Regions from separate parts of the Homo sapiens genome. Here region 2 is linked to region 1. Evidence: read pairs that join two places in POLR2A ChIA-PET (ENCODE). Cell type or tissue: CD4-positive, alpha-beta T cell. All regions are shown on one strand.

What was found. Peaks named below come from ENCODE experiments on the same cell type or tissue, not always from the same donor. Only the 100,000 strongest peaks of a DNase experiment are listed, where the experiment ranks them.
Region 2: POLR2A ChIA-PET joins it to region 1 with 7 read pairs; 5 of 35 experiments call an interaction of 5 or more read pairs at or near these places.

What each region holds. Positions count from the first base shown.
Region 1 is chr1:52,030,113-52,038,112 of GRCh38, reverse strand. All of the region lies in intron 2 of TXNDC12 (thioredoxin domain containing 12), which reads left to right. KTI12 (KTI12 chromatin associated homolog) reads left to right here and starts at 4,303. Exons shown (of 1, transcript NM_138417.3): 1 at 4,303-6,010. The coding sequence starts at 4,352. The coding sequence ends at 5,416. RefSeq lists an enhancer at 4,297-4,596. In CD4-positive, alpha-beta T cell, no CTCF peak of the experiment used is centred here; DNase peaks (open chromatin) are centred at 4,322 and 5,192; H3K4me3 peaks cover 1,970 bases; H3K27ac peaks cover 1,608 bases.
Region 2 is chr1:51,841,533-51,849,532 of GRCh38, reverse strand. All of the region lies in intron 1 of NRDC (nardilysin convertase), which reads left to right. Among named protein-coding and RNA genes, the nearest start is that of MIR761, 9.1 kb to the right of the region's middle. In CD4-positive, alpha-beta T cell, no CTCF peak of the experiment used is centred here; no DNase peak of the experiment used is centred here.

The DNA of each region.
Region 1 (8,000 bases):
CTACAAAAAGTACAAAAATTAGCTGGGTGTGGTGGCACACACCTGTTGTTCCTGCTACTCAGGAGTCTGAGGTGGGAGGATTGCTTGAGCCTGGAAGATTGAGGCTGCAGTTAGCCATGAGTGCACCACTGAACTGTAGCCTGGGCAACAGAATAAGACCCTATTTCAGTTTTTAAAAAGGAAAAAAAAAAATAGGAAGAGAAGCAAGTACCAACATTGAAGGCAAGAAGAGACAGGCTAACTCTACTCTTTTGTGCAAAAAAACCCAGCACTTTGGGAGGCAGAGGTGGGACGATTACCAGAGCCCAGGAGTTTGAGTCAAGTTTGTCATCAGAACTGCCCTTGTCTATAAAGCTGTTAACCTCCAGCCTCGAAGAGCAAAGATAAACACCAGCTGCCAGTGTTTAGGTTGTGCAATAAGAAGGCTTAGACAACAAGAACCCTTTTTCTGGATTGGTTCCATCAATGCTTTGTCCCTGAAGTCAGGAAGTACCTTGCCAGTAAGAGACTACCTTTTAAAGTTCTTTTGATGTTGGACAATACTCTGGCCACCCAGAGCCCCATGAGTTCAGCACCAAAGGCAAATTAAAAAGTCTATTTGCGGCTGGGCCCAGTGGCTCATGCCTGTAATCCCAGCACTTGGGAGGCCGAGGTCGGGGGATCACCTGAAGTTGGGAGTTCCAGACCAGCCTGACCAACACGGAGAAACCCAGTCTCTACTAAAAATACAAAATTCGCCGGGCGTGGTGGCACATGCCTGTAATCCCAGCTAATCAGGAGGCTGAGGCAGGAGAATTGCTTGAACCTGGGAGGTGGAGGTTGCAGTGAGCTGAGATCGTGCCATTGCATTCCAGCCTAGGCAACAAGAGTGAAATTCTGTCTCAAAAAAAAAAAAAAAAAAAAAAGGTGGTCTATTTGCCTCCAAACACAATATTTAAATCAGCTACTACATCAGGGGGTGATAAGGACCTTTAAGGTTCATTACACACAGTACTCTCTAGAAAACAGATTGTCAAAGCTATGGAAGAGAACTGCAATAAAGAGAACATCATGAAAGTTTAGGAGGATTATATCGTTGAAGATGCCATTGTCGTTATAGAAATAGCTGTGAAGACCATCAAGCCTGAAACAATAAATTCCTGCTGGATAAAACTGTGTCCAGATGTACACAAGACTTCACAGGGTTTATGACAGATAATCAAAATCATGAAAGAGATTGTGGATATGGCAAAAAAAGGTGAGGGGTAAAGGGTTTTAAGATATGATCTTGGATAAATTCAAGAGCTAATAGACACCAAACCAGAGGAATGAACAGAAGATAACTTGATGGAGATGAGTGCCAGATGATGAGGAAAAACACGTAGAAGAGGCAGTGCCAGAAAACAGATCTGGCAGAAGGTTCTAATTATTTAGAGCTGCTTTTGACTTATTTTACAACATGGACCCTTCTAAGATATGTGCCCTGAAACTAAAGCAAAGAAAAAAGATTGGTATTGTATAGAAACATTTTTAGAGAAATGAAAAAGCAACAAAATCAGACAGAAATTATATTTCCATAAAGTTACACCAAGTGTGCCTGCCTGTTCTACCTCCCCTTCCACCCTCTTCTGCCTCTGCCATCCTGAGACAGCAAGACCAACCTCTCCTCTTCCTCTTCCTCCTCCTCCTCAGCCTACTCAGTGTGAAGACAAGGATGAAGACCTTTATGAGTATCCATTTCCACTTAATGAATACTAAATATATTTTTGCTTCTTTATGATTTTCTTTTTCTTCTTTTTTGCCCCCCTGCTTCCTGGAAAGATTTTCTTAATAACATTTTCTTTTCTCTAGTTTACTTTATTGTAAGAATACAATATATAATATTACATTCAAAATATGTGTTAACTGAATATATTATTAGTAAGGCTTCCAGTCAACAGTAGGCTATTAATAGTTAAGTTTTAGGGAGTCAAAAGGTATATGCTGATTTTTGATGGTGTCAGGGGTCAGTGCCCCTCATCCTGGGGTTGTTCAAGGGTCAGCTGTACTAAGTGCTACTGTGCATTAGGCATTAAATTATGCAAATCAACTCATTTAACTCTCACAACAACTTTTTGAGATTGGTATTATTGTTATCTTAATTTTAGAGATGAAAAAAGTAAGGCACCGTTTTTTCTAAGTTTACTAAAATAACTTGCCCAAGAGCACACAGCTAGCAAGTGGCAGACCCAAGCACTCTGGCTTCAGAGCCTGCTCTTTAAACCTGTATACCATACTGCCTGCTAGAATCAAGTTGAATAGTCTGTAAAGTCTCAAGTAGGTTTAGTTTATGCACAGACAATTCAGTGCATAAGGAGGAGGAAAAGGCAGGGCAGGGGAGGGAAAGCTAAGCACTGGTCTGTGTTTACTTTTTTTTTGTTTGAGACAGAGTTTCGCTCTTATTGCCCAGGCTGGAGTGCAGTGGTGCGATCTAGGCTCACTGCAACCTCCGCATCCCGGGTTCAAGCAATTCTCCTGCCTCAGCCTCCTCAGTAATGGGATTACAGGCACACGCTACCCCACCCGACTAATTTTTTAAAAAGTATTTTTAGTAGAGACAGGGTTTCACCATGTTGGCCAGACTGGTCTCGAGCTCCTGACCTCAGGTGATCTACCCTCTGCCTCCCAAAGTGCTGGGATTACAGGCGCGAGCCACCATGCCGGGCCTGTGTTTACATTTATTTAACCCTCACAACAACCTACAGATTGGTAAACCTGTGAAATAGCAGTTGTTATTTTATAGAAGGGGAAATTGAAGTACAGAAAAGTTACATAATTTGCCAGTAGTTACAACACTAGTAAGTGGAGGAGCCAAGACTTGAATGTTTTTTACTATACTGTACAAGAGAGATACAAAGACCCCAGTATATGTGCATCTACAATATACACACATGCACAGGCACACTCACATTTCTGCACCTACCATCCTATAGTGCTTGCTGTTTATACAAGAGATCCAACAGTTTCATGGCTCTGGGTCTCAAACCTACAATAATAGAGTTGCCAGATTGAGCAAATAAAAATAACGGATGGCCAGGCACAGTGGCTCATGCCTTTAACCCCAGCACTTTGGGAAGCCAAGGCCAGTGGATCACCTGGGGTCAGGAGTTTGAGACCAGCCTGGCCAACATAGTGAAACCCCGTCTCTACTAAAAATACAAAAATTAGCCAGATATGGTGGCGCACACCCATAGTCCCAGCTACTTGGGAGGCTGAGACAGGAGAATCGCTTGAACTCAGGAGGTGGAGGTTGCAGGGAGCTGAGATCATACCACTGTGGTCCAGGCTGGGTGACAGAGCGAGGCTCCATCTCAAAAAATAATAATAATAAAATAAAATAAAGGATGCAGGCCAGGCACCTTGGCTCACACACCTGTATTCCCAGTACTTTGGGAGGCAGAGGTGGCACAATTACTTGAGCCCAGGAGTTTGAGACCAGCCTTAGCAACATACAACCTCATCTCTAAAAAAGAAAAAATAAATAATAATAATAAATTAAAGATGCCCAGTTAAATTTGAAGTTTAGATAAGCACCAAATAATTTTAAATATGTCTATGCAATATTTGGGACACACTTAAGCTTAAAAATGTTTTTGGTGTTTATCTGAAATTCAAATGTAACTGGGCATCCTGTATTTTATCTGGCAACCCTACTAAGGAGAAAAATTCCTATTTGTCTTTCAAGTTCTAAGTCAAATGACTATTTCTACATAAAGTCTTCAGTGATTTCTCTGGGTAGTTTGTTTTTCCCTTCTGTTCTTTTATAACCTCACCTGCATCTATCCATTATAGTATTTATTACTCTGATTGTAGGCGCCTGATCCTTCCCATTCAGACCTTTTATCTTTTGTGGGGAAAGCGTTTTATGTTCATCTCTGAATTCCCAACCTTGGAGATGTTGAATGATTGAAATGGTAATTGAATAAACATTTACTGAGAGCCAGTAGGTTTAAGAGGAGGAATGAAGGAGAACCAGCATTTATTAATTGCCTTCTATATGCTAAATATAGTGCTGATTGCTTACAATATTTAATGCCCCTTAGGCCTTATTAATAAAATGGACGGGCAGTCTTTCGCTGCAGGAAGATCACATTCTCCTGAGGCCTATAACATTTGGCATAAATAACTGATGCCATTATAGTCTCTGTATCTCCTTTCTGAGAAAGCTGAACCTGGGCCTAGCTGGCGTAGAACTCCTGTTTCCATAGAAACAAGAGGGTCTGTAAAAGTCAAGGGAGACAGGAAGAGCAGTTTGCACTTCCGGCTTACGTCGGAGACGCGTACAACCCGGAAGTTGGCGCAGCGCGGTTGCCAATGGTCGCTCCCTGAGAGGATGCCGCTCGTGGTGTTTTGCGGGCTGCCGTACAGCGGCAAGAGCCGGCGTGCTGAAGAGTTGCGCGTGGCGCTGGCTGCCGAGGGCCGCGCGGTGTACGTGGTGGACGACGCAGCTGTCCTGGGCGCAGAGGACCCAGCGGTGTACGGCGATTCTGCCCGTGAGAAGGCATTGCGTGGAGCTCTGCGAGCCTCCGTGGAACGGCGCCTGAGTCGCCACGACGTGGTCATCCTGGACTCGCTTAACTACATCAAAGGTTTCCGTTACGAGCTCTACTGCCTGGCACGGGCGGCGCGCACCCCGCTCTGCCTGGTCTACTGCGTACGGCCCGGCGGCCCGATCGCGGGACCTCAGGTGGCGGGCGCGAACGAGAACCCTGGCCGGAACGTCAGTGTGAGTTGGCGGCCACGCGCTGAGGAGGACGGGAGAGCCCAGGCGGCGGGCAGCAGCGTCCTCAGGGAACTGCATACTGCGGACTCTGTAGTAAATGGAAGTGCCCAGGCCGACGTACCCAAGGAACTGGAGCGAGAAGAATCCGGGGCTGCGGAGTCTCCAGCTCTTGTGACTCCGGATTCAGAGAAATCTGCAAAGCATGGGTCCGGTGCCTTTTACTCTCCCGAACTCCTGGAGGCCCTAACGCTGCGCTTTGAGGCTCCCGATTCTCGGAATCGCTGGGACCGGCCTTTATTCACTTTGGTGGGCCTAGAGGAGCCGTTGCCCCTGGCGGGGATCCGCTCTGCCCTGTTTGAGAACCGGGCCCCACCACCCCATCAGTCTACGCAGTCCCAGCCCCTCGCCTCCGGCAGCTTTCTGCACCAGTTGGACCAGGTCACGAGTCAAGTACTGGCCGGATTGATGGAAGCGCAGAAGAGCGCTGTCCCCGGGGACTTGCTCACGCTTCCTGGTACCACAGAGCACTTGCGGTTTACCCGGCCCTTGACCATGGCAGAACTGAGTCGCCTTCGTCGCCAGTTTATTTCGTACACTAAAATGCATCCCAACAATGAGAACTTGCCGCAACTGGCCAACATGTTTCTTCAGTATTTGAGCCAGAGCCTGCACTGACCAGAGGAGGTAGGGGGGAAGCCATGGCTTCTGATCTCCACTCCACTTTATTTCTCTGGGAAAAATAGGCTGCAGGTCTCCAGAGCATATCGATGCAGTACTGTACTAGAGCTGTTGTGACTGATTCACTCAAACTTTCCTGCATACCCCTGTGCCAGGCCTTGGGTTTACAGCATAAGTTCAGACTAAAGAGAATGGAGAACTATTGTGGTGCAACCTGGCAAATCCCTCAGAGGACAGAGCTAAGGTGGACAGGGATTACCTAGATTGGATCCTACTTGGGCTATCACAGAGCATTGACCATTGGCTTCCCTCATCTGAGGCGTGGGAGAGCAGACTGGATAGATGAGAATTGTTTTAAAACAATTGTGAACAGAAACTGAAGATGGTACAGTTCTACATCTGCACCTGCCCTTTTTTCATACCACAAAAGTATTTTTTGAGTACTGTACTGACTTTTTGCTAGTTTCTATTCTGGGACCGAGTTCACAGATAAATCCATTGGTTTGTATCCTTGAGAAACTTTGTTTTTGTGGAAGTAAGAAAGTTATCTACTAGATTATTTCCTCTAATAAAATCTTTTAAAATAGTCTACTGGAATCTCTTTCACTTAATGTTCCCTGTGTAACTTCATGTAACATTTTAGGTATACTTGTCATTGTTCTGCCTTTAAGTGAAGTAGTATTTTGATAGTTCTGAGAGAGTAGATGTTTTGAGCTACTCTACAGTAATTATATTATGACAATTTCCGTAACTGTTTTGCTTCATTCTGCATTTCAAGGCAAATATCATTGTAAGCTTGTCTTTCATTCTTCATTGATTTCATTGAACAAATGGTAGGTACCTACTTTAACAGTGGCTGTGATTTTCAAAGACCAATTAGATACAGTGTTTTTGCTCTTGAGATATGTGGTGAGAAGCCGGGTGTGGTGGCTCATACTTGTAATCCCAGCACTTTGGGAGTCCAAAATCGAGGTCAGGAGTTCGAGACCAGCCTGGCCAACGTGGCAAAACCTCGTCTCTATTAACAGTACAAAAATTAGTTGGGCGTGATGGTGTGCCTGTAATCCCAGCTACTCTGGAGGCTGAGGCACGAGAATCGCTTGAACCTGGGAGGTGGAGGTTGCAGTGAGCTGAGATCGCACCACTGCACTCCAGCCTGGGCAGCAGTGAAACTGGGTCTTGAAAAACAAACAAAAAGAGATATGTGGTGAGAAATACAAGTAAAAGATAGAATTAGGCTGGGTGCGGTGGCTCATGCCTGTAACCCCAGCACTTCAGGAGCCCAAGGCGGGTGGATCACAAGGTCAGGTGTTCAAGACCAGCCTGACCAACATGGTGAAACCCCATCTCTACTAAAAATACAAAAATTAGCCGGGCGTGGTGGCACGTGCCTGTAATCCCAGCTACTCAGGAGGCTGAGGCAGGAGAATCGCTTGAACCCGGGAGGCGGAGGTTGCAGTGAGCCGAGATCGCGCCACTGCACTCCAGCCTAGGTGACAGAAGGAGACTCCATCTCAAAAAAAAAAAAAAAAAGATAGGATGAAATGGGCTGGTGGTCAGAGGATGATGACAAAAGACAAAATGCTTTGGAAACCTGGTGAAGAGGACTAACTAGCTGTTGGGGGAGGTGGTTTTGGAAAGGTTTTAAGAGGAGTTAACATTTGAACCATCACTGTAGAATAAAGTCAGTAAAGGGCCAAATGGTAAATGTTTTAGGCTTTGTGGACCATCAAATGCTGTTGCTACTTATAGATGGTAAGTAAACAAATAAGCATGAATGTATTTTAATAAAACTACACTGAAATGTGAATTACAATTAATTTTAACATATCACAAAGGAGTCTTTAGATTTGCTTTGCAAACATTGAAAAATGTAAAAATATACAACAAAATATTTGCATATCATGGGCCCTACGGAAGCAGACGGTGGGCTGGATTTGGCCTGCAGACCCTAGTTTGCCAACCCCTGCTCTAGAAGGATAAACAGATGTTTGCCAGGGAGAAAAGAGAAAGCAAGACATTCGAAAACATGCATGCTCTGAAACTATGGAGCTGTTAAAAGAGAGGGTAGATGGGCTGCCTTGGTTGATGGTATATTCCTTGCTCATCAGGTAATCTATACTACCTTTTGTTTCTGATAAACAGGATTCATGTGTGAAATGGAAGTCTGGATGAGGCAAACTCAAAAGGCTTTTTCCAACCTTCATTAAGTTGGTTATTGATTGAATTGGGTCTAACCATGGATTCTGGATTACCATTCTAAATTGAAGTAGACTGTAACCGTCAGAAAGAACATTGGTTTTGGAGTCGGACTTCTGAGTTAGCTAGTAAGTGGCAGAACCTAGGTTTTTGTTTTGGGTTTTTATTTTTTTTTATTTATTTATTTTTGAGACAAGGTCTGGCTGTCTCCCAGGCTGGAGTGAAGTGCTGTGAGTAGCTGGGACTACAGGCATGCACCCCACGACCGGCTAAGTTTTGTATTTTTTTGTAGAGACAGGTTTTCACCATGTTGCCCTGGCTGGTCTTGGACTTGTGAGCTCAAGTGATCCTCCAGCCTCGGCCTCCCAAAGTGCTGAGATTA
Region 2 (8,000 bases), 190 kb after region 1:
CTTTTTCAAAATGTTCTTGGCATTTTTGTGTGTTTTGGTCCACATGAATTTTAGAATCAGTATGTCAAGTTCCACAAAAAAATCTTGTTGGGTTTTTTTTGTTTTGTTTTGTTTTTTTGAGAAGGAGTCTTGCCCTGTCGCCCAAGTTGTAGTGCAGTGGCGGGATCTCGGCTCACTGCAAGCTCCGCCTCCCGAGTTCACGCCATTCTCCTGTCTCAGTCATTCTCCTGCCTCAGCCTCCCGTATAGCTGGGACTACAGGCGCTCACCACCATGCCTGGCTATTTTTATTTTTATTTTTTTGTATTTTTAGTAGAGACGGGGTTTCACTGTGTTAGCCAGGATGGTCTGGATCTCCAGACCTTGTGATCCGCCCGTCTCGGCCTCCCAAAGTGCTAGGATTACAGGCGTGAGCCACCGCATCCGGCCCTTGTTGGGGTTTTTTATGGGAATTGCCTTGAATTTATAGATTAATTTGGGGGAAGAATTGGTATCTTTATAATATTGGATGTTCCCACCCAGTAATATAGTATGACTGTTTAGTGAGGTCTTTCATTTCACCTGTAAAGTTTTCCTAATGTTGGCTGTTTAGTAGTATTGAAAAGAATGTGTTCTAGTGTCATGCTACTTAGAGTCGGTCTTTGCTAAGCCACAATAAGGTTGGGCAAATAACAGACCTTTTTTGTGCTTCAGTTTCCTCATCCATAAAATGGGAATAACTCATCAGGATTATTGTGAAGATTAACTGGGTTAAGACATGTAAGTTAATACATTAAAAATGTGAGCTATTGTTATTAGGTATATTTATGCATTTTATAGTTTATATTGCTTTGGCCAAAGGGATTTTAAAAAAATCTTACTTTGATGTATAGGAAAGCTACTGATTTTTGTTTATAGTTCTTTGATTTTGGCTACTTTGCTGAATTCTATTTATTAATAATAGTTTTTGGGTTTTGTTTTTGGTAATTCTCTTGTTCTAGGTAATAATATGTTTTGCAGTGATTTGTTTTAGCTTTCGATATTTGTACCTTATTATTATTATTATTATTTTTTGAGACGGAGTCTCGCTCTGTCATTCAGGCTAGAGTGCCGTGGCGCTATCTCGGCTCACTGCAAGCTCCGCCTCCCGGGTTCACGCCATTCTCCTGCCCCAGCCTCCTGAGTAGCTGGGACTACAGGCGCCTGCCACCACGCCTGTCTAATTTTCTTTTTTTGTATTTTTAGTAGAGACGGGGTTTCACTGTGTTAGCCAGGATGGTCTTGATATTCTGACCTTGTGATCCGCCCGCCTTGGCCTCTCAAAGTGCTGGGATTACAGGCGTGGGCCACCGCGCCCCACCGTAATTATTTTTTATTTATATACATTTTGCATCTTTTTTCATTTATTAGGACCTCCAATATAATATTGAATAGTAGTGACGATAAAGGACATTTTGTTCATGACTGTCTTTAAAATGGATTTGATGTTGATTTATAGACGTGATCCTCCATAAAGCTAAGGGCTTTATGTGTAGGTTCTTAATTTGCTAAGGAGTGAGTTGTGTATTTTTACAAAATCATTTTTATTGTACAAATCATAAATGAATATTTTTTATTACAAAATGAGAGGTGACAGCGTGCTGGCAGCCCTCACAGCCCTCGCTTGCTCTTGGCGCCTCCTCGGCCTCGGTGCCCACTCTGGCTGTGCTTGAGGGGCTCTTCAGGCCGCCGCTGCACTGTGGGAGCCCGTTCCTGGGATGGCGGAGGCTGGAGCCGGCTCCCTCAGCCTGCGGGGAGGTGTGGAGGGAGAGGCACGGGCGGGAACCGGGGTTGCACGAGGGGCTTGTGAGCCAGCTAGAGTTCCAGGTGGGCGTGGGCTTGGCGGGCCCGCACTCAGAGTGGCCGCTGGCCCCTGGCAGTGAGGGGCTTAGCACCCAGGCCAGCAGCTGCGGAGGGTGCGTCAGGTCACCCAGCAGTGCCAGCCCACTGGCGCTGCGCTCGATTTCTCGCCGGGCCTTAGCTGACTCCCCGCAGGGCAGGGCTCGGGACCTGCAGCCCGCCGTGCCTGAGCCTCCCACCCCGCCGTGGTCTCCTGCACTCCCCGAGCCTCCCCAACGAGCGCCGCCCCCTGCTCCACGGCGCCCAGTCCCATCCATCGCCCAAGGGCTGAGGAGTGCGGGCGCAAGGCAGGGGATTGGCAGGCAGTTCCACCTGCTGGCCCGGTGCTGGATCCACTGGGTGAAGCCAGCTGGGATCCTGAGTCTAGTGGGGACTCGGAGAACCTTTATGTCTAGCTGGGGGGATTGTGGATACACCAGTCAGCACTCTGTGCCTAGCTCGAGGTTAATGAACACACCAATCAGCACCCTGTGTCTAGCTCAGGGTTTGTGAATTCACCAATCAGCACTCTGTGTCTAGCTCAAGGTTTGTAAATGCACCAATCTGCACTCTGTGTCTAGCTGATCTGGTGGGGACTTGGAGAACCTTTATGTCTAGCTAAAGGATTGTGAATGCACCAATCGGCACTCTGTGTCTATCTCAAGGTTTGTGAATGCACCAATCAGCACTCTGTGTCTAGCTCAGGGTTTGTAAATGCACCAATCAGCACTCTGTATCTAGCTAATCTAGTGGGGAGGTGGAGAACTTTTGTGTCTAGCTCAGGAATTGTAAACACACCAATCAGCATCCTGTCAAAATGGACCAATCAGCTCTCTGTAGAACAGACCAATCGGCTCTCTGTAAAATGGACCAATCAGCAGGATGTGGGTGGGGCCAGATAAGAATAAAAGCAGGCTGCAGGCTCCTGGGGTGATAACCCACTTGGGTCGAGTTCCATCGCTGTTGGCGATAAATCTTGTTGGTGTTCACTTTTTGGGTTCTCACTACCTTTATGAGCTATAACACTCACCCTGAAGGTCTGCAGCTTCACTCCTGAAGCCAGCGAGAGTACGAACCCACAGGCAGGAAGAAACTCTGAACACATCCGAACATTGGAAAGAACAAACTCCAAACAAGCCGCTTTTAAGAACTGTAACACTCACCGCGGGGCTCCGCGGCTTCATTCTTGAAGTCAGTGAGACCAAGAACCCAACAATTCCAGACACAAAAAGAGTGAAAATGTTTTAAGAATTATAAAGTGTCGGCTGTGCACGGTGGCTCATGTCTGTAATTCCTGCACTTTGGGAGACCGAGGCGGGTGGATCACTTGAGGTCAGGAATTTGAGACCAGCCTGGCCAACATGGTGAAAACCCCGTCTCTATTAAAAATAAAAAAATTAACCAGGTGCGGTGGTGCACGCCTGTGGTCCCAGCTACCCGGGAGCTTAAGGCAGGAGAATCACTTTGAACCTGGGAAGTGGAGGTTGCAGTGAGCCGAGACGGCACCACTGCACTCCAACCTGGGCGTCAGAGTGAGGCTTGGTCTCAAAAAAAAAAAAATTATAAAGTGTAAAATATCTTTGTATCTCTAGTTTTTCTCCTTTCCCCAGATATATACATTACCATTCCATTTGATTTGTGTACTTTTAGTTCTGTTGTTGTAACTTTATATGCATTTAATGGATACATGTTGTACACATAGCTTTCTTTTTTTTTTAAATTAGGTGTTAGATTTTGTCTCATTTTGTTTCATTAAGTAGATATTAAGTACCTACTATGTATCAGGTCCCCTCCAGGCGTTAACATTCTTTTGTTTATTCAATATCTGTTTATTAAATGTTTGGTATATATATGCCTGGTGTTGTCCCAGGATATAGCTGTGAAGGAAAGAAAAGCTCTGTCCTCAGAGATAACATTCTAATGGTGCAGGCAGAAAATAAAATCAAGTAATGATAAATGGTGCGAAGAAGGTTAAAGTAGGATAAAAGAGAATAGAAATGGGCGAAAGAGCTATTTTAGGTAGTGTGGTCAGAGAAGGCATTTCTGAAAACGGGACATTTCTTTTCTTTTCTTTTCTTTTTTTTGTGACGGAGTCTCGCTCTGTCGCCCAGGCTGGAGTGCTGTGGTGCAATCCTGGCTCACTGCAACCTCCGCCTCCCGGGTTCGAGTGATTCTCCTGCTTCAGCTTCCTGAGTAGCTGGGACTACAGGCGTATGCCACCACACAAGCTAATATTTGTATTCTTAATAGAGTCGGGTTTTCGCCATTGTTGGCCAGGCTGGTCTTTAACTCCCGACCTCAAGTGATCTGCCCGCCTTGGCCTTCCGAAGTGCTGGGATTACGGGTGTGAGCCACTGCGGCCGGGCCAAAAGGAGACATTTCATGAAAGACTTGAAAGAGGTAGAGCAGTCGGGCACATACTTTATCTGGGTCAAGGGCCCCTAAGGCCAACAGAACAGCAAGCACGAAGGCCCTGGACTGAGAGTCTGTTGGCAGTGTTTAGGAAACAACAATAAAGTCATTTGTTTAGAGCAAACAGAATGAAGGAAGAGTAGTGGGAAAGAAGGTTGGAGAGGTAAATGAGAACGAGATTATGTTGAGCATTGTATAGGCCATGGTAAGGATTTTGGATTTTAAGTATGATGGGAAGCCAATGATGAATTTTGAAAAGGGAAATGGCCTTGTATTAATTTGCTAAGGCTGCCATAACAAAATATCAAAGACAGAGTAGCTTAAATAACAGCTCTGGGGTCTAGAAGTTCAAGATCAAGCTGTCAGCCTATTTGGTTTCCTTCCTTCCTTCCTTCCTTCCTTCCTTCCTTCCTTCCTTCCTTCCTTCCTTCCTTCCTTCCTTCCTTCTTTCCTCCCTCCCTCCCCCCTCCTCCCCTTCCCCCCTCCCCCCTCCCTCCGTCCCTCCCTTCCGGAATTCCTTTCTTCCTGAGTCTTGCTCTGTCGCCCAGGCTGGAGTGCAGTGGCGCCATCTCGGCTCACTGCAGCCTTCGCCTCCCGGGTTCAAGCAATTCTGCCTCAGCCTCCCGAGTAGCTGAGACAGACTACAGGCACGCGCCGCCATGCCTGGCTAATTTTTTTGTATTTTTAGTAGAGACGGGGTTTCACCATGTTGGCCAGGATGGTCTTGATATCCTGACCTCATGATCCGTCCTCTTCGGCCCTATTCGGTTTCTTCTGAGGCCTTTCTGGCTTGCGGTTGGCCTTCTCCTTGGTATCTCCTCACATGGTCTTTTCTCTGTGTGCACACATATCTGGTGTACCATCGTGTTTCCAAATTTCTTCATTTTATAAGGATACCATTCAGATTGGATTCAGACCTACTTTAGAGGCCTGATGTTTAGCTTAATTACCTCTTTAAAGGCCCTGTCTCTAAATACAATCACATCCTGAGGTAGTAGGGTTTAAGGATTCAACATAGGATTTTGGGGGGAACACATTTCAGCCCATAGCAGGGCTCATTTGCTTTACTTAGCCTGCTGAGAATTGACTTGAGGTGTGTTGGGGCGTCGGGGGATGGTGGTGGTGGAGGCGAGTATAGCCAGGGTATTGAGGTTAGAATGGAAACAGAGAGTTAGGAGGAGATTAGACACGATGACAACATGCTCTAAGGAAATAGCTGTAGAGTTGATGAGAAGTTATCAGAATTGTGATTTATTTTGAAAGTAGAATGCATAGGATTATTTTGATAGTAGATTTTTAGATTTTTTCTGTTCTGTTTATGAAAAATTTAAGCTGGAAAAAAAATGCACCTTACAAAGACCAAGTAAAGTTCCCCTTCCCTGGCTTTTTTTTTTTTTCCCCCAACCTGAGTTGGTATCTGATACAGATATTGGGACTACCTCAAACTGCTTCTCTATGATTCTGCATCTCTGAGATTCATCTTAGAATTTATTTCTGGACAGATTGTTCATATTCTTGGAAAATAGCTCTTGGATTTTAACTTGTCCTGCTGTTGGGTTGTGTAAGGGAGGAAAATAATTTTTTTCAACCCTCATAAGTTATTATTTGGAATGGTCCCCTGTAACAAAAGAAAAACAAATATAAGTTTGTTAACATGTATAATTCATAAATACATGGGAGATACTCAGAATGAGTTGGCTTTTAATTCCTGCTTATATAGTATCTTCAACAAATGTTTAGCAAAGTGTCAAGACAAAGAAAAAGGACTTTGAGTCTGTAGGGGCAGCAACTTGTAGAAAGGCAAATAATGGCAGGCAAAGCATAATTAGTAAACTTGTTAATGTGGATTCCTTTGGTGTCGTATCCAGACCAATACAGGTGTAAAGTTGTATTTGGTGGTTAACTTGTGTTCTTCCACGGTAAACAGGGGTTGGGTTTTTTTTTTTTTTTTTTAACCTTTTTTGTCTTTGGAGTAAATTTATGTCTTGCTTTTAGGCAAGTGGATAGCAGAGAGCTTTCCTGCATCTGCTTTTTAATTGCCTTCAGTTCAACAATCCTTATGCCAAGGAGGCATATTTAGAGGTGGCATATTGCTGTCTACTTCTGGTGGTCTTGAACATTTTAATCCCTCTGTATCCTTACATGTTGCCCTGCCCTCCCACCCCAACAAGTAGTTAGCTTTTTTTTTTTTTTTTTTTTTTGAGACAGGTTTTTGCTCTGTTGCCCAGGCTGGAGTGCAGTGGCATGAACGTGGCTCACGGCAACTTCCATGTCCCGGGCTTAAGCCATCCTCCCACCTCAGCCTCTGGAGTAGCTGGGACCATAGATACACCATGCCTAGCTAATTTTTGTATTTTTTTTTGTAGAGATGGGGTTTTGCCATGTTACCCAGGCTGATCTTGAACTCCTGGACTCCAGCAATCTACCTGCCTCGGCTTCCCAAAGTGCGGGGATTATAGGCGCAAGCCACTGTGCCCTGCCCTGTTTTGCATTTTGTGTTTATCATTCTTTTGCTTAAAAAAAGTTGGATATATATGTATACCTAAATAATATACTGTTTACTTTTGCTTGTTTTTTGGCATTATGTGAATGGTACTCATATAGTATTTTTTTGTGATTTGCTTTTTTCACTCATGTTTTTAAGATTAACCACTGTCGTAGTTTGTTGCTGAATTCTGTATTTCCCTGTGTTACAATATTCCACTGTGAAGAAAATTTTCATTATATGAATATACCACAGTTTTTTTATTCTGCTGTCAGTAGACTTGGATTGCTTCCAGTTTACATAATTGAGCTTATTGCCCTGAGGCTCTCTTTGCTCTTATTTATTGATCTGAAGCTTAGACTTTTTCTAGGGTTTCCTGGGAAGAACCAATATCTTACTACATGTTTATAGGTCTGTGGTTTTCTCCATTAATCTGATCAAATTTGCATGTCTTCTAATGATTTCTAAAAATTTGTAATCTGCTAACAGTGTCCTTTCCTGTTTTCTGTCTGTCATGATTTTATTTTCAAAAACCAAAAAAAAAAAAACCAAACATTTTTTCTATCACTTAAATGTGATTATTTTTTATTATTTATTTATTAATTTTTGGGACAGGGTCTCATTTTTCACCCAGACTGGAGTAAAGTGGCCCGATCTGGGCTCGCTGCAGCCTGGACCTCCTGGGCTCAAATCATCCTCCCAACCTCAGCCTCCTAAGTAGATGGGACTACAGGCGCATGCCACCATGCCAGGCTAATTTTTTGTATTTTTTGTAGAAATGAGGTTTCGCTACGTTGCCTGCTGGTCTTGAACTCCTGAGCTCCAAATGTGATTATTTTATATGGAAAGTAGATAAATCCCAGTGTTCAGTCTTCCATCTTAGGCCAAAGGTTCTCTTCCTTGTCTTTCTTTGCATGTTATTCTTAGTTTTTGCTTGACTTTTTAAGTGTACCTTGTCTTAGACGCCTTCCCTGACTGCTTGTTTCTTACATTCTGTATTTATCTCTGTCATTCTGTATTATACTGGCTCATCTCATTATTAGACAGTGAATGCCTGATGATGAGGAATTTTGTTTTATCCTTTTTATCCTTAATGCAGCATGATATCTGATATGTAAAGGGTGCTAAATAAATGTTTATTGAATAAATACATGAAAAAATTAGTATAAATGGGGCTGAATGCGATGGCTTATGCCTGTAGTCCCAGCACTTTGTGGGGCCAAGATGGGTGGATTGCTTGAGCCCAG